Regions from separate parts of the Homo sapiens genome. Here region 2 is linked to region 1. A link is a loop called in an ENCODE intact Hi-C map of the cell type or tissue named here. Cell type or tissue: heart left ventricle. All regions are shown on one strand. Region 1 overlaps ASS1 (argininosuccinate synthase 1). Region 2 holds the start of MIR6856 (microRNA 6856).

Evidence for each region. A loop is a pair of places that touch in the nucleus more often than their neighbours do. Peaks named below come from ENCODE experiments on the same cell type or tissue, not always from the same donor. Only the 100,000 strongest peaks of a DNase experiment are listed, where the experiment ranks them.
Region 2: it touches region 1 in a loop (2.8-fold over the local background); 4 of 110 quality-filtered maps call a loop at or near these places.

The regions. Positions count from the first base shown.
Region 1 is chr9:130,456,763-130,464,762 of GRCh38, reverse strand. ASS1 (argininosuccinate synthase 1) reads right to left here. Exons shown (of 15, transcript NM_054012.4): 4 at 6,174-6,362; 5 at 596-652. Among named protein-coding and RNA genes, the nearest start is that of ASS1, 16 kb to the right of the region's middle. RefSeq lists enhancers at 3,151-3,200, 3,281-3,370. In heart left ventricle, CTCF peaks have their summits at 3,209 and 3,414 (motif pointing left); DNase peaks (open chromatin) are centred at 3,412 and 6,182.
Region 2 is chr9:130,621,660-130,629,659 of GRCh38, reverse strand. FUBP3 (far upstream element binding protein 3) reads right to left here. Exons shown (of 19, transcript NM_003934.2): 10 at 6,850-6,952; 11 at 5,949-6,049; 12 at 3,155-3,296. MIR6856 (microRNA 6856) reads right to left here and starts at 3,363; the gene lies at 3,297-3,363. In heart left ventricle, a CTCF peak has its summit at 3,300; a DNase peak (open chromatin) is centred at 3,226; H3K27ac peaks cover 506 bases.

The DNA of each region.
Region 1 (8,000 bases):
ATGGTAGTAGCAGTCTGGGCAATACCCACAGGTGCCCTCCTGCCTGGGTGACATGCCACGGGCCAGGGCGGTTGAGGCCCTGAGATCCTGGTGATTCCCACCCCAGGAAAGGCTCAAGAGATGCTGGGGACCAGGCACAGGTGGCCTGGGGAGGAGCCAGGCATAGCTGGGGGCTCTGACTGGGGCTCGGAGGGCTCTGAGCATCCCAGACACCAGCAACCACGTTTCAGAGCCATCCCCACCCGCACCTGGGGTGCCAGAGCCATCCCTGCCCGCACCTGGGGTGCCAGAGCCATGCCTGCCCACACCTGGGATGCCAGGGATGTGGCTGAAGAGTGGCAGGGACTTTCTATCCCGTGCCCCAGCACCTGGACAGCCTCTCCGGGAAGAATGAATGGCGGGGAAGAAAGTGTGTCCCCTGGAGCTGGCCCCAGCGAAGGGAGCCTCCCCAGCAGGCTGTCCACCCGATGGGCACCCCTGCCACGGAGGAGATTCTGTGCCTGTCCTGTGGAATCTCCCAGAACCCTGTGCCCTCCTCCCCATCAGGTGCTGCAGATGCTAGTGCTCCCTGCTAAGGGGAGGAGCCACATCCTACCTTTATCTGGGGGGCCAGTGAGTAGCAGCTGAGCTCAAACCGGACCTGATCGTTCCCCTGCAATGCAGAACAGAGGGCTGTCAGGAGCCACAGGATGGGGGTTCTGGAGTCTGGGGGAGGACGTGAGGACAAGGACAGCCCGTGGCGGAGACAGAGCTGGGCAGAGCGTGTACACATGTGAGGTCATGCAGTGTAGGTCGTGTATGTGTGGGCATGTGGCAGGAGGGAGATGTGCACGTCTGGGGACATGGCAGAGTATAGGAGAGGGCACACATGTCACGTGGGTGGGTGCAGGACACATCTGACCCCCTGGAGCTGGAGGCCCAGCCACTGGCAAGACCTGGGGGGCCAGGCCCTGCTCCTGCAGCCCCAGAGCTCGCACTATAGTCTCTTCCTCAAGGCCCCCACATTGCTGACCCTGCCCTGCCCCAAATCAAGCTCACTTCAGGGCTGGGGCACCAGGGTGCTTGGACTCCCCCATACCCATACATTTGGGAACCCTGTCACCTCTCTGAGCCTCAGTTTCCGCATCTCTTCAATGGCTGGTGTCAGGGAGGAGGTGGAACTAGGTGACCACTGAGGGCCTTTTGCTCCTCAGCTCTTCTCTGCACAGAGAGGGAAACTGAGGCCCAGGAAGGGAAAGGAACCAGTCCAAGGACACACAGCCAGGGCAGGCCCGGGACCCAAGCCCAGGTCCCCAGCACCACAGCCACCCCCTCGGGCAGGTTGCCTCGCCTGCATCCTCTGTGGGCAAATGGAGACACCTCAACACCCCACTGAGCTGTGAACGTTACCCCCGACATAGCCGGGACCACCGTCCACACTGATGCCGAGGAGGAGGAGGCCGGGGTCAGCGCAGGCATCCGCCAGCCCAGCTCTGTCCCCAGAGAGAAAATGGCCGCGCACGTCTCCTGCTTCCCCGTGGGCTCGGCAGCCCAGAGGGAGACTTAAGCGCTGTGGAAATGACAGAGGGACCTTTTGCCTACTGTGAAAACTGCATGGGCGCAGCCAGGCAGCGGTGGGAATTACATGCTATTTTCCAGACTCTCGTCAGGTGGCACAGAATCCAGGGTTCAGCCTCTCTGCAGAGCTGGGAGCTGTGTGTGCGGCACAGGCCTTGGGCTGGCCTCACTCACCCTCCATGCAGCCCCTTTAGTGAGCACCTACTATGTGCTGTCACTCAGAGAGGCCCCCAGGGCCAGGGGGATTTTTAGCCATATTTTATGGGTGAGGAAAGTGAAGCTCAGAGAGGTGCAGCCACTTGCCCAGGGCCACACAGCAAACTCGCTCATCCTAACGGTTCACACTCAGGCTTCCCAGCTGAGCTCCATGCATAATTAACTCACTGAATCCTTTGAGCAGCCCCAGGAGGCAGGTTCTATTAGTCCCATCTTACGGATGAGGACACTGAGGTGGGGGCGGCCACATTTGCCTGCTGACCCCCAGCCGGCCCCGTTCCTGGAGCAACTAAAAGACAGCCTCATTTTAGATGGTAAGGCATGGTCCGACGTTGCATGGCCCAGCTATTTTCCCCCACAGCTTCATGTTTCCCCAACACAAAGACGGCTTGTGCCTCACCAGCCAGGCACGGCTGGGCTGCTGTCTGCCCATCCAGATGCTGCCATGCGGACACCCATCTGTTCAGGAGCCAGAGACCCTCGAAGAGGCCAAACAAACGCTTCCTTGGTTCAAACTCTGCCCTCGTCTCAGGCAAGAGCCAAGGAGGCCAGTCTAATCCTTCCCCCTCTGAACCCCAAGACCCCAGCACCAGGGCAGCTCCTGGCAGCTTTCCGGGGAGAAGGAGGATGTAGTGTCTCACACACGAGTGTCCGCATGCTGATATTTGTGCACACGTGTGTAAACATGCATGTAAACACGGTCCCACTGGGACTGGGGGGCCTGGGGTCTCCCATCTGCCCTGGGGCACCCATACAGATGGTGCCATTTACAAAACTCTCGCTCCCCGGCTAGAGTCTCAGAATCATATTTCCAGGCCCCTCTTCCAAAACTAGGGGGAGAGAGGAGCCCCGCAAGGGCCACCCCAGCTTCGGTGCAGCTCTCTGGGTGGGCAGGGGTGGGGCTGGCAGCAGGGCATGGGAGGGGAGAGTGCGGCTCAATTTCTGCACCAGGTGCTGTCTGGACGGGGTGCTGGGAAGGGAGGCTGCCTCCGCCTCTGCCTTCAGGGCTGGGCTCAGGCGGTTCCAGCAAACAGGATGCCCTTCCCCCTCACATCCCAGGCCAATCCGTTGTCCCCCCAACATTTCACTGTCACCTTCCCTGAGCCCAAAGACCCGAAAGCCTCCACCTGGCCCGTCCCCCGTGATGGCGCCCGGGGCAGTGCTGGGTGGATACTCATGGGATGGTGGTGCTGGGTGGTTACTCAGGGGGTAAATGCCTGAAGGCTGGACCAGCACCTCCAAGGCCTTGGATTCCCCTCGCTCCCAGCCTTCCTGGTTCTCCACTCATACCCCCAGTTCTCGGAAATTGTCTCCAGAGGCTGTTGGGGGTTTCCTGGGTACTGTCATAAAGGGACACTGAGGCGCAGAAGTACGCCTTGCCTGTCAACCCCAGGAAAGAGGTGGCTGTGCCAGGTAGCACCTACTCCCCGGCATCCCCGGAGTCCGTCCCTGTTGGGTCTTCTGAGTGTGAATGCAGGGACGCCCCCAAGTCCCGAGCGGCCATAGCACTAGCTTGGGGGGCGTTCTCCTCAGAACCACGCCCTGCAGGTCCAGGATGGGGAACAGAGGACCCCGGTGGTGCCGCCACCTCCTCCCGCCTTTGTCGGCCCCCAAGGCCTCAAACCCAAGCCTCTGGCGCCCTCTGGTGGCCACATGGAGGAGGGGCGCACACGGCTGCGGGAGGCTGTTGCAGGCTAAATGTGGGCTGGTCCGGGGTGGGGGTCTCCGCATGGACCCGGGAACTGCCTGAGCCAGAGCCGACCCACCCATACTCACCCACCCACCCATGCACTCCACCAGACCTGAATGCCGCCCTACTGAACCTTAATGGTACCGTTGGAAAGACCTGAGGGCAGGACCCCTCCCAGAATTCTGATCCCCTGCCCTCGGCTTGTATGCCTTCTGGGATAGGAAGCTCACGATCCAGCTCTTTCCATTAAGGCAGATGGGTCGGGAGCTTTTTTTTTTGTTTGGGACAGAGTCTCGCTGTGTCGCCCAGTCCTGATCCTCTGGGTTCTCCTCCTCTGCCACCACCTTTGCACAGATGGCAGCATACACACGGTCCTGCCCAACAGCTCAGGCCCGCCCAAACCTCCTTGCCTGGTTTCCTACCATCCCATCATCCACAGCTGGAGTGACAGTAAAAACCAAGGCCGCAGTCTGTGAGAAGCTCTCCCCTGTCTCTTCCCCAGCATCTCGCTGGGGTAGTCACTGGCCACCTCCATCCAACCTGAGACCTCCTTCCACCCACTAATCAGTTGCCCTCAGGATGAAGCCAAACCTCCCAGCATGGCCTCAGCCCAGTCCTGGCCCTATTGCCTCCCCCACAGCAATAGCTCCTGCTCCACAGCCCCAGACAGACTGTCCTTCAGGGCCTCTTGGCTCTAAGCCTTTCCACAGGCTGTTCCCTCTGCCTCTCACACTCTTCCATGCCATTATTCACTCCTCTAGACTCATCCTCAGCCCCTGCCTGCTGCTCCCGCAGTTCCCTGGCACAGACCCCTGGCCCCACTCCCATTCCTCATCACACATCCATTTTCTCTTCTCTTGCCAGGAAATGGGCTCTCTGAAGGTACGCAATGAGCCCAAGAAGTTAGCACTGTGCCAATGCCAGCAAGCACCCAACTCCCAGCAGATACCCAGTGCAAGCTTGCTGAACCAGTGCTCCGGTGAAGAAATGAACACTTGGACTTTCAAAGACATGACAGGTGCCATCCTGGTGGGTGGCTGTCTCCCAGGCCACCCTCAAATCAACCGCGTCTCCTCCATCATCATCTTAGCTGTGTGTGTCCCTGCACCACAGTGAGCCAGGACCTCCCACAGTGAGCCAGGACTTCCCACCATCAGCACCCTGACCAGCCCGGGCAGGCGAGGTAGTGAGCTCCCCGTCACTGGGGAGTTTCCGAGCCTTCTGACTGTGGGGTTGGTAAACAGTCAATTCCTGTACCAGGCTCTTGGCATGCTGTCCGCTGACTGAGAGCTCATGACTTGGGTCTTTATAAAAACATCGGCTGACAGTTGCCAACATTGTCAGGAATCTGGTTTCTCAAGGACTGCCTTCCGAAGAGCAGCAGGCAGGGGGCTTCCTGTCTTGCACCCCACGGGGACCCCGCAGTCTGCACTGGGACACACGGCCCGGAGGGAAGGGGTACGGGATGGGTTGATTTGTGTTTCCACAAAATAATGGGTTCAAGTCCTAACCCCAGTCCCTCCGAATGTGGCCTCATGTGGTCTTAACAGAAATAACCAAGTTAAGGCTGGGCATGGTGGCCCACGCCTGTAATCCCAGTGCTTTGGGAGGCCAAGGCTGGTGGATCATTTGAGGTCAGGAGTTCAAGACCAGCCTGCCCAACATGGCGAAACCCCGTCTCTACTAAAAATACAAAAAATTAGCCGGGTGTGGTGGGGTACACACCTGTAATCCCAGCTACTCAGGAGGCTGAGGCAGGAGAATTGCTTCAATCTGGGAGGCAGAGGTTGCAGTGAGCCAAGATCGAGCCACTGCACTCCAGCCTGGGCGTCAGAGTGAGACTTTGTCCCTCTCCCCCACACACACACACAAAAAGTAACCAAGTTAAGATGAGGTCATTGAAGGGCCCTAATCCAAGACGGGTTCCTGTAGCAAGGGGAAGGTAAACAGACAAGCAGAGGGAAGACAATGCAGAGATACAGGAAGAAGACAGCTTGGGAAGATGGAGGACGGAAGGACAGGAGTGACGCAGCCACACGCTAAGGGACACCAGAGGCCACTGGAAGCTGGAGAGAGGCCTGAGCCGGAGGCTTCCTGGCACCTTCAGAGGCTGCGTGGCCCTGCCCATGCCCTCACTATGGACCTCAGGCCTCCAGAACCATGAGGCAGAACAGTTCTGTGTTCTAAGCCACCAGTTTGAGACATTTTGTTACCCTCGCCCTGGGAAACTAAGACATGGCATGAGCCCCATCTTGCAAATGAAGAAACTGAGGTTCAGGAAGGGGAGAAGGGCCCTGGCTGAGGACACACGGCAAGCCAGCAGCAGAGCTGCCTTTGAACCCTACTCTGCCAACTCAGGGTTTTCAACACTTTCCTGCGTGTCCCCTGGGGGACTCACGCAGTGACCTTGGCCAATGCGACCTTGGACAATGTCCCCAGGCCTCAGCAGCAAGTCTGCCAAATGGGGTGACATCGCTCCCACAGCAGAAGGTGGAGGTGAGGACTCAGAATGGGCGTTCAGGTGCCACAGTGCACAGAGCGCAGGGGCGAGCTGTTACCCCTCTCATTGGGGTCTAAACAAAGCCATGTAGCTGCCTTGCACCAAGTCTGCCCCGGAGGCACACCAGGAAACCGCTCGAGGGGTGCTCATCTCCTTCCCACACCCCTCCGCCTCCATCTCCCTCTGCCCGGCCCTTCCCAGGTGCCTCACCTTTCCTGTGGCGCCGTGGGACACATACTTGGCCCCCTCCCGCTGGGCGATTTCCACTTGTTTGCGGGCGATGCAGGGCCTGGCAAGAGAGGTGCCCAGGAGGTAGCGGTCCTCATACAGTGCGCTGGACTGGATGGCCGGCCAGATGAACTCCTCCACAAACTCCCTGCTGACATCCTCAATGAACACCTACGGGAAGAGGAGCCCAGAAGGAAGAAGTAGGCAAGGACAGGGGCCATCTGGCATACAGAGCCCCAGGGGCCTCAGCTAGCTGAGACCTATACGGGGCCACCCCCGCTGTACCTGGTGCTTCTTCTTCTGCATCTGTAGTAGACATCATTCATCAATCCCAGCACACTGCACTGTTACTCTCCCTCCTGCACTCATGGCAGACATTGCTAATCAATAGCTCTCTTTTTTTTTTTTTTTTTGAGTCGAAGTCTTGCTCTGTTGCCCAGGTTGGAGTGCAGTGGCTCAGTCTCAACTCACTGCAACCTCCGTCTCCCAGGTTCAAGCAACTCCCCTGCCTCAGCCTCTTGAGTAGCTGGGATTACAGGCGCATGCCACCATGGCTTGCTAATTTTTGTATTTTTGGTAGAGACGGGGTTTCACCATGTTGGCCAGGTTGGTCTTGAACCCCTGACCTCAGGTGATCCAGCTGCCTCGGCCTCCCAAAGTGCTGGGATTACAGGCACAAGCCACCGCGGCCAGCCTGCTAATCAATCCTGATGCACCGTTCTGTGAAACTGGATGTGGCTTCTAAATCAGCCCCAACAAGATGAAACTTAGTTGTCACCTAAGATCTCACAGCAGTAGTTCCCAACCAGAGACGGTTTTGTCCCTGTTGGGGGTGGGAGTAGGGGAGGCATTTGGAAGTATCTGGAGATATTTTTGGTTGCCACAACTACCAGGTGGGGGGTGGAATTCTGGCATCTAGTGGGTAAAGGCTATGGGGATACTGCTAAAATCCTCCCGTGCACAGGACGGCCAGCCACACGGGAACAAGGCCAAGACTGAGAAACCCCGATCCAGAGGAATGGTTCTTGAAATGTAGACCCCCAGGGGTTCCCAATGACTTTTCAGGGAGACACTGAGTGAAAACTTTTTTTTTGTTTTTTTGAGACAGGGTCTTTCTCTGTCATCCAGACTGGAGTGCAGTGGTGTGATCCTAGCTCACTGCAGCCTCAACCTCCTGGGTTCAAGCAATCCTCCCACCTCAGCCTCTTGAGTAGCTGGGACTACGGGCATGTGCTACCACGCCCGGCTAAGTTTTTTATTTTTTGTAGAGATGGGATCTCACTGTGTTGCCCAGTTTTCTTCATAAACTTCAATAAAACAAGGCATCACATAGCGAGGAAGCCCTGGGAGGCTAAAAAAGAAAAACAAACAAACAAACGAAAAAACAAGTGAATGCAGAAAACCGCTACAAGAGTCCATCTGTTTTCTGTCAAGCCAGACATTACAGAGATTTGCAAAAATGGAAGCCAATAAGATTCTTAACTAAAATTTTTTGTTTGAGAAAATAGTTATTTTTCATAAGTGTAATGTTACTTATGTTAACATGAACTGTTCATTTAAAACATTTCAGCTTTTATTTCTAATGTGATAAATATCAACAGATGTAATCCACAAAAGCTCTCTAAGGCCTTCAGTAATTTTTATTTTTTTGAGATGGACTCTCTGTCATCCAGACTGGAGTGCAGAGGTGCAATCTTGGCTCACTGTAACCTCTGCCTTCCGGGTTCAAGTGATTCTCCTGCCTCAGCCTCCCGAGTGGCTGGGACTACAGGCATGTGGGGTTTCTCTACTAAAGAAACTAGGCTGGTT
Region 2 (8,000 bases), 160 kb before region 1:
TAAATGCCATGTGGCACCTCACCAAGACACCGTCCACAATCCTCCAAACACTCCAAGCTTCTCTCTACCCACTGCCAGAAAAGCCCTGCCTCAACAGCCTATCGGGCCAGTAGGGAGGGGACGCTAAAGGCAGACACAAGGGCGTCTTGCAAGGACTCTACAGAGGTCCAGGAATGAAAAAGGCAGGTGGTCCTTCCTGAAGGCAGCAGGGGCTGCCCTTACGGGGGAGAAAAGACGCCGGGAGACATGGCATGCAGATAAGGTCGCATGCAGAAGACGTTGGTTAAGTTTAGGGTGGTTTTAAATTTAAAAAACAACTAACAAAACCAAATGTTGTGCTTGTGATTTCCTTAAGGTCCCGCTGGAGTTTCAGAGAAGCATCCCTGCATTTTCCACCCTGGCCAGACCCGCCTGTCTGGGGACACCGGGCCAGCACCCACAGCTCTGATTTCCTCTGGGCCGGTACAAGCCCCTCCTAGGGGACCTTTACCTCTGCCCTTTACTCGGAGGCCATGGATTTTATCTTCTCTGCACCATGAAAAGCAGGCTCCTAGGCAATGTTTTTTGGGGAGCAATAAAGAATAGAGACTTGGCCAGGCGCGGTGGCTCACGCCTGTAATCCCAGCACTTTGGGAGGCCAAGGCGAGTGGATCACCTGAGGTTGGGAGTTCGAGACCAGCCTGACCAACAGGGAGAAACCCCGTCTCTACTAAAAATACAAAATTAGCCAGGTGTGGTGGCGCATGCCTGTAATCCAAGCTACTCGGGAGGCTGAGGCAGGAGAATCGCTTGAACCCCAGAGGCGGAGGTTGCAGTGAGCCATGATCACGCCACTGCACTCCAGCCTGGGCAACAAAAGCGAAACTCCATCTCAAAAAAATAAAAAAAAATAAAAAAGAATAGAAACCAAAATGGAGACCATTTCCACAGGCACACGTAAGACTCGAGGGAACCCTACCAGCCTCCAACCAGATCCACTTGGTCTGGAGGCAAAAGCACAAGTACACGAGTGTCTGCGACTGAGAATCCTGCAGTCCCCAGACAGCCGAGGCCCCGGCCCTCCCCACTGGGCCCCTCATCCCCAGGCCTTGGGAACATGCTAATAAGGTGAGGAGGCGCCACAAAACCTCGTGGGGCCAGAAGGAGTTAATTTAAGTTCATCTTCCTTCAAAATGAGGTCACTAGCTTGGCACATGGTGGCTGTCTATAGACTCATTCAGCAGCCCGCTCCATTCTTCTACCTGATGGGGGGCAGAAGTGCCCCACCAGTGGCCCCCTGGCTGGACGTGAAATCGTAAAGCAATTAATCAAACCTGCTAAAAGGCCTGGCTGACAAGAGCAGGCTGGCTGAGCTATCTGTCAATGTTGCTGTGTTTATCATGGAAATCCAGCAGGGGCCAGGGAGGCTCTGTGTCTGTCCAGGCCAGAGGCCAAGGAAAGATGGGCCTGGCTGCGTGGGGCTCCTCTCTCCCTTGCCCAGGCGCCCATCTCAAGGAAAAGAGATGTCTCACATGGGCCCTGAGGGGTAGGGGGTGTGTGTGTGTGTGTGTGTGTGCGCGTGCGTGCGTGCGTGCGTGTGTTTAGTGCGGTGTGTGTGTGACATAGAAAGACCCTCCCATATCCGAGACACTAATTAGGCTTCTTTAGGCTGCTATTCAAGCATGGGACACAGACCAGTTACTGCTTCGTTCTCATCACTGTTTTCTAGGAATCACTCAGGATGACTTTGTGGAGGACCAACTACGAGGGGCTGCTCTGTGAGCACCAAGGGCTCACTATGAGAACCTGTCATGGTGAGGCAACAATGCTCAGTCAGGGTTTAGAGACACAAGCAAATGAAAACTTCGCCGACAAAATAGTTTGCAAAAGGCCAAGAAATCTAGATCTAGCTAATCGTCAACCTACAGGCATCAACTAGCTGCAGTCTCACAGCGGTCAGGCTGACGGCCTGGGTAGTGTGGGACTTCTGGCAGCATCTGGTGCAGCCTGCAATATCCCCAAACACTCACCAGCCCGCACACCTGCCGGCAAATGAACACGAACCCATACCAACTCTGAGTGGTTCAGTCTAAAAGACAACACGGTTTCTTGCATTTTGCAAGAGCATAAGCCCACAGTGTCTGTGAGCAGGGACGAGGGCAGCTCCTGGGAGGTGAGTGTCGGGGGGCTCCCACCTGCCCAGCTCTGGAGGTCTCTGCTGGTGAAGCATCCCCAAGTCCTGCCTATCCAATACGAGCGCCCCTCAAGCAGCTAAGGGGTATTTGGTGATCAAAGAAATTTGAGAAACTCTGGAGAGACGACTGTTTTCTCCACATGCTGTCAAATACCTAATGAAGGCAAATACGAAACCCAGTGACAACGGGAGTCCCCCGCTGGCAGCGAGGCCTGGCTCAGAGCCCCACGGAAGCCGAGCCCTGCTGCTACACTGGGAAGGCCCCACAGCCTCGGCCCTGGTCTCAGTAGCCTTTCTGGGTCCCAGGGCTAGCCAAGATGAACTGCTGCCAATGGCTGAGAAATGTGGCTGCTCTCTCCTGGTTCTCAGTGAAGGACAGGAAGGAGCTACAGTAGCCATGAATGAGGGTTTCTTCCTAATGTTCTCCAAAATGCCCAGAAAAAACTAACACATCAATGTTTATTTCCCTCCACAGAGAGTCCGTGACTCACGGTAAATATGCAGAAAGGATAAAAACCATTTTCACATGTTACGCGGATCAAGACCAAATACTCAAACCTGGTAAGGGAAACAAGTGACACACTGTCGAGAAGGAATTTTCACTGAGGATACTGTCTCAACCGTCCCTCTAAGTTCCTTGGAGGTGAGTTAATTACCAATCAGTCGATTGACAAATGCCCCCCATCTTGCGCAAGGTATCTTTTCACCAAGCTAAGCTGCCCTCAACAGGCAGGGAGTTTTACTGCTGTCTCTTCATACTCACCAGAAATAATACACTTTGCTCCTCACAACAGGCCCGTCAGCAGCCTCAGAGAACCATGCCAAGCAGGGTTTCGGCAGAAGGTGGCTACTGCCTCCAGACCGGGCAGCCCCAGCCTGCAGCAGCAAAGGGACCTCACCAAAGGTTCTGGAGGTCCCGTGACCTGCCTTCCCTCAAGCCAAACAGCTGAGGGGGGATGTGAAACCCCAGCTGCCTCTTACCTTTGCCTATGACGAGGCCACACTTATCGGCTGGCACCGTGTATGTTATCTCCTGGACGCCACCAGGGGCTCCCACGCTCCAGTCGCCACGGCCACGACCTCTTCCTCTGGCTGCTGCCAGGCCTCCAAAGCCGTCTCTTTCCTGGAAAGATCACAGGGCTGTAGCGACCTCTGCCACTGCCACAGCACCACTGCTCCTCTCTTTTCCAGGGAGGAGGTTAAGTGACAGGATGTAATCAATGCCACCCATCAGAACCTAGCACCTTTCCACACTTCCCATTCTGAAGGGCTCTTTCAAGCCAGAATTAACACCGATCACAGGTGTATCTGGGGAGGACCTGTGCAGACGAACACACGTGGTTACATAAACAGCTCAAATGTATCCAACAGAAATAGGCAGACACAAACTCCAAGGCTGAAGCCCAGCGGCCTTTCTCCCTGGAGCTTTCCTCACTGGGCCCCGATCTACAGGCATCAAGAACTGCTTTCTCCCTTGCAGCTGAGGCCCCTCTTTCCTGCGGCGGACACATACTGGGCCTATGGGAAGTCAGATATGCACAGCCTGCTGACCCTCCCCAACCAGGCACTGCTATGAGTCACAACACCTGGCACTCCAGTCAGCAAGAAGGATAAACGGATTTTACTCAGTTTTAGAAAACTTCTTGGCTGTTGTGCCCCCAAGCAGCAGCAGCAGTAACAGGTTCAAGAGTGACCATTCAGGGATACTTCAGAAGGGAGGAACAGAGGGAACCTGCCAAGGCCTCCTCCCCATGTGGGGCTGGAGAAGTCTCTGAGGCATTCTCCCACTGTTCACCCAGCAGAGAGAAAAACCTAAATCTAACAGCGGACAGAGGAAGAGCCCTTTCATTGAGACAGCAGCAAGTCTCATTCCAGCCGCTGTCCGCGGAGTCATTTTGGAGCTGCAGTATTTAAACTCTCTTAAATGTGGAGGGTGAACCTGGTCAAGCTAAGAGCTATTTCATGGAAGGGAGAAGCTGCACAGACTTTTCAACACATGAAGAAATGTTGGGCAAAACCTGCTCATGTTGATTAAGAGTAAAGTGAACGTTTACCCAGAATCTAAACCAGCAGAAAGCTGAGACAATTGGAGTGCTTTTCCCCCGCACTCTGCTCTTATGAGACAACTGCCAAGTAAACAAGGCAATTTTAGAATGGATGTTCACACACGCACAGGAGCGCACAGTCAACTTTCTGGGTATGCCACAGATCTCGAAGAAAAGGTTTTCTCCCAAACATCTCGCAGCCTCTGCAGTGCAAGGTTCATAAACTTTTTTTGAGACAGAGTTTTGCTCTTGTTGCCCAGGCGGGAATGCAATGGCAGGATCCTGGCTCACTGCAACCTCCGCTTCCTGGGTTTAAGCAATTCTCCTGCCTCAGCCTCCTGAGTAGCTGAAACTATAGGCATGCGCCACCACGCCCGGCTAATTTTGTATTTTTAGTAGGGACGGGTCTCACCATGTTGGTCTTGAACTCCTGACCTCAGGTGATCCACCTGCCTTGGCATCCCAAAGTGCTAGGATTACAGGCGTGAGCCACCACGTCCAGCTAATTTTGTATTTTCAGCAGAGACAGGGTTTCACCATGTTGGTCAGGCTGGTCTCGAACTCCTGACCTCAGGTGATCCGCTTGCCTCGGCCTCCCAAAATGCTGGGTACAAGAGTGAGCCACCGTGCCTGGCCAAGGTTCATAAACTCTTGCTACAAAAAAAGGATGTTAGAGATCATTTAGAGCAGGGGTGTTCAATCTTTTGGCTTCCCTGGGCCACACTGGAAGAACTGTCTTGGGCCACCCATAAAATACACTAACATTAATGATAGCTGATGAGCTTAAAAACACACACACACACACACACACACACACACACACACACACACAAAATCTTGTAACATTTTAAGAAAGTTTATGAATTTGTGTTGGGCTGCATTCAATGCTGTTCCTGGGCTGCGTGCAGCCCACAGGCTGAACGAGCTTGATTTAGTGGCCGTTTTATAAACTTGTCTAATCTTAAGAATTGCCTGGGTCTCTAGTGAAGACCCAAGACCCTCCCTTGGAAATGCTGATTCAGTAGATCTGGGGTGGGGGCCTACACATTTGTAATTTGAGTAAGAACCACCAGATGGCTCTTAGGGGATCACATAGAGAGCACTGCCTGGTGCAAAGCACCCTGAGTCTGCTGCTGGGAACACCAGACCCAGAGGTTCAAAGGCAGCTCCAAGGTCACATGACTGATGGCAGAGCTGGGACTATAATTTCCAATCTCTTGCTTTATTCTTCCGTTCTGGTCATTCTCAAATGTATCCTCAGTCCTACCATCAGTTATAGGGGTTCCTAGCACTGTCACACAGGCTGGCTCACAGTCCAAAGATGTGCATGAAATCAAGTGCATGAAGGCAGCTTTAGGACTTTGGAGGACCCTGAAGTGTCTTCTACCACTAAGACTGGATTTCACTAACACAGATTAACATTAAATACACTTGATTATTTGAAACTTGGCGACCAATCTCCATGGTATTTCCCCACATGGTTTAAATAGCCAGAAACTTACTGTGTAAAGGCAATCTAGATGGTGAGGTAAATAAAGGCAGAATAATTAATGAGCAGAAAAAAATACCAAGAAGGCAGGAAAGAGGCTGATGTAGAGAAACTGCTGGTTTCCCATAATGTGACTTGAGACGCCTCAGGGTGACAGCTCTATGGTGCTGCACCGAGAGCCCCGGGTAGCACTTTCCACTTCTGCAGCCCAAACACTCACACTCTGCAGAGCTGGACCCACCTGGGCTGTAAGAATCAGCTCGCTGATGATATGCGCTGCATGCTGACACCGATCCGGAGGGCCCATGACCTGGGCAGCTCTTTCTGGACTAATCCCATCATCTGAGGAGCCAGGTGAGAGACAGGATTAGAAAAAAGCCCAACGTTAGAAGGAAACAAGGATTAATCTGATTCCCAATCAATATTCTCACCCGCGGTGCCAAAAGGGGCAACAGGAATACTGCCAGCTGCAGGGACTCTTTTGGAGTGATGTGGGTGATAGGAAAATGTGTGTCATTATATTGTTTTGCATGTTTCAGGTCAATGCTCAATTCTTATGCAATTATAGCCATTTAAAAAATGTATCATTAAAGAACTAAAACAAAGCTTGACTTTAAAAAAGCCAAGGGAGTCAGAGCAGAGCTATGGCAACAGCTTCCAGAGAAGAGCCTGCCATGTTTTCCTCTTTTCAGACCACGTCGAAAATTTTGCTCATTAAGGCAAATTTATAAAATTTAAAAATTTGTCCTTTATTCTAAGATGTTTTGTCTTTGTGTGTGGTTTTAAATTATCTCCAATTTAATAAAATCAAAATTATACATATATATTTTAAAATTTTACTTGGCAAAATCAGAAGCTGACATACTATGCATTTATGACATACTATGCATATACTCCAGGAAGAAAAAAGAAAAAAGGCCTGGAAATCAAAGGTGACCGACATGTATCCGGGGAGGGAAAAGAAGGCTGGGAGAAGAAACTGAGATTGGTCATCTGGTAGCAGGATGTTGCAAGGATGAGAAAGGTGAATACACATGAACCAATAGCCAAGCCCTTGTTTTGTAAGGTGTTTTATCATCCTTTTAACACTAAGGATTTTTTTTTTTTTTTAACACTAAGGATTTTTAAATCATCATACCCACCTGGTTTAAACTGAATCCTCACACCAGCATCATTCTGGATCTTTTTGATCATTTCCCCGTTTCTTCCTATTACAATCCCCACAGCAAACCTAGGCACAGATACCTAGGCACAGAGAAACCAAACCACATCAGAACTTTTCACAAACCTGTCTTTTTAAAGGGCACTTTTTTTTTTTTTTTGAGACTGAGTCTCGCTCTGTTGCCCAGGCTGGAGTGCAGTGGCACAATCTCAGCTCACTGCAGCCTCTGCCTCCCGGGTTCCAATGATTCTCCCACCTCAGCCTCTAAGTAGCTGAGAAAACAGGCACAGGCAACTATGCTCGGCGAATTTTTGTATTTTTAGTACAGATGAGATTTCACCTTGCTGGCCAGGCTGGTCTTGAACTCCAGACCTCAGGTGATCCGCCCACCTCGGCCTCCCAAAGGGCTGGGATTACAGGCGTGAGCCACTGTGTCTGGCCAGGACACTTTTTTTTTTTTTTTTTTTTTTGGAGATGGAGTCTCGCTCTGTTGCCCAGCCTGCAGTGGCACGATCTTGGCTCACTGCAACCTCCACCCCTGAGGTTCAAGCAGTTCTCCCTGCCTCAGCCTCCTGAGTAGCTAGGATTACAGGCACCCGCCACCATGCCCAGTTTATTTTTGTATTTTTTAGTAGAGATGGGGTTTCACCATGTTGGCCAGGCTGGTCTTGAATTCCTGACCTCAAGTGATCTGCCTGTCTTAGCCTCCCAAAGTGCTGGGATTATGGGCGCGAGCCACCACGCCCGGCCCAGGACACATTTTTTTTTAACACGCAACTTAGTTTTTATTATAGTGCATTCCTGGAAATGATATAATAAAGGACATTTTTCCCTTTTAGGAATAATACTGTGGTTGAACTGCGTTCTTTTTTTTTTCTTTTTTTTTGAGACAGAGTCTTGCTCTGTCGCCCAGGCTGGAGTACAGTGGCACCATCTACGCTCACTGCAAGCACCGCCTCCCAGGTTCACGCCATTCTCCTGCCTCAGCCTCCCGAGTAGCTGGGACTACAGGCACGCGTCACCACACCCGGCTAATTTTTGTATTTTTAGTAGAGACAGGGTTTCACCACATTGGCCAGGCTGGTCTCGAACTCCTGACCTTGTGATCCACCCGCCTCTGCCTCCCAAAGT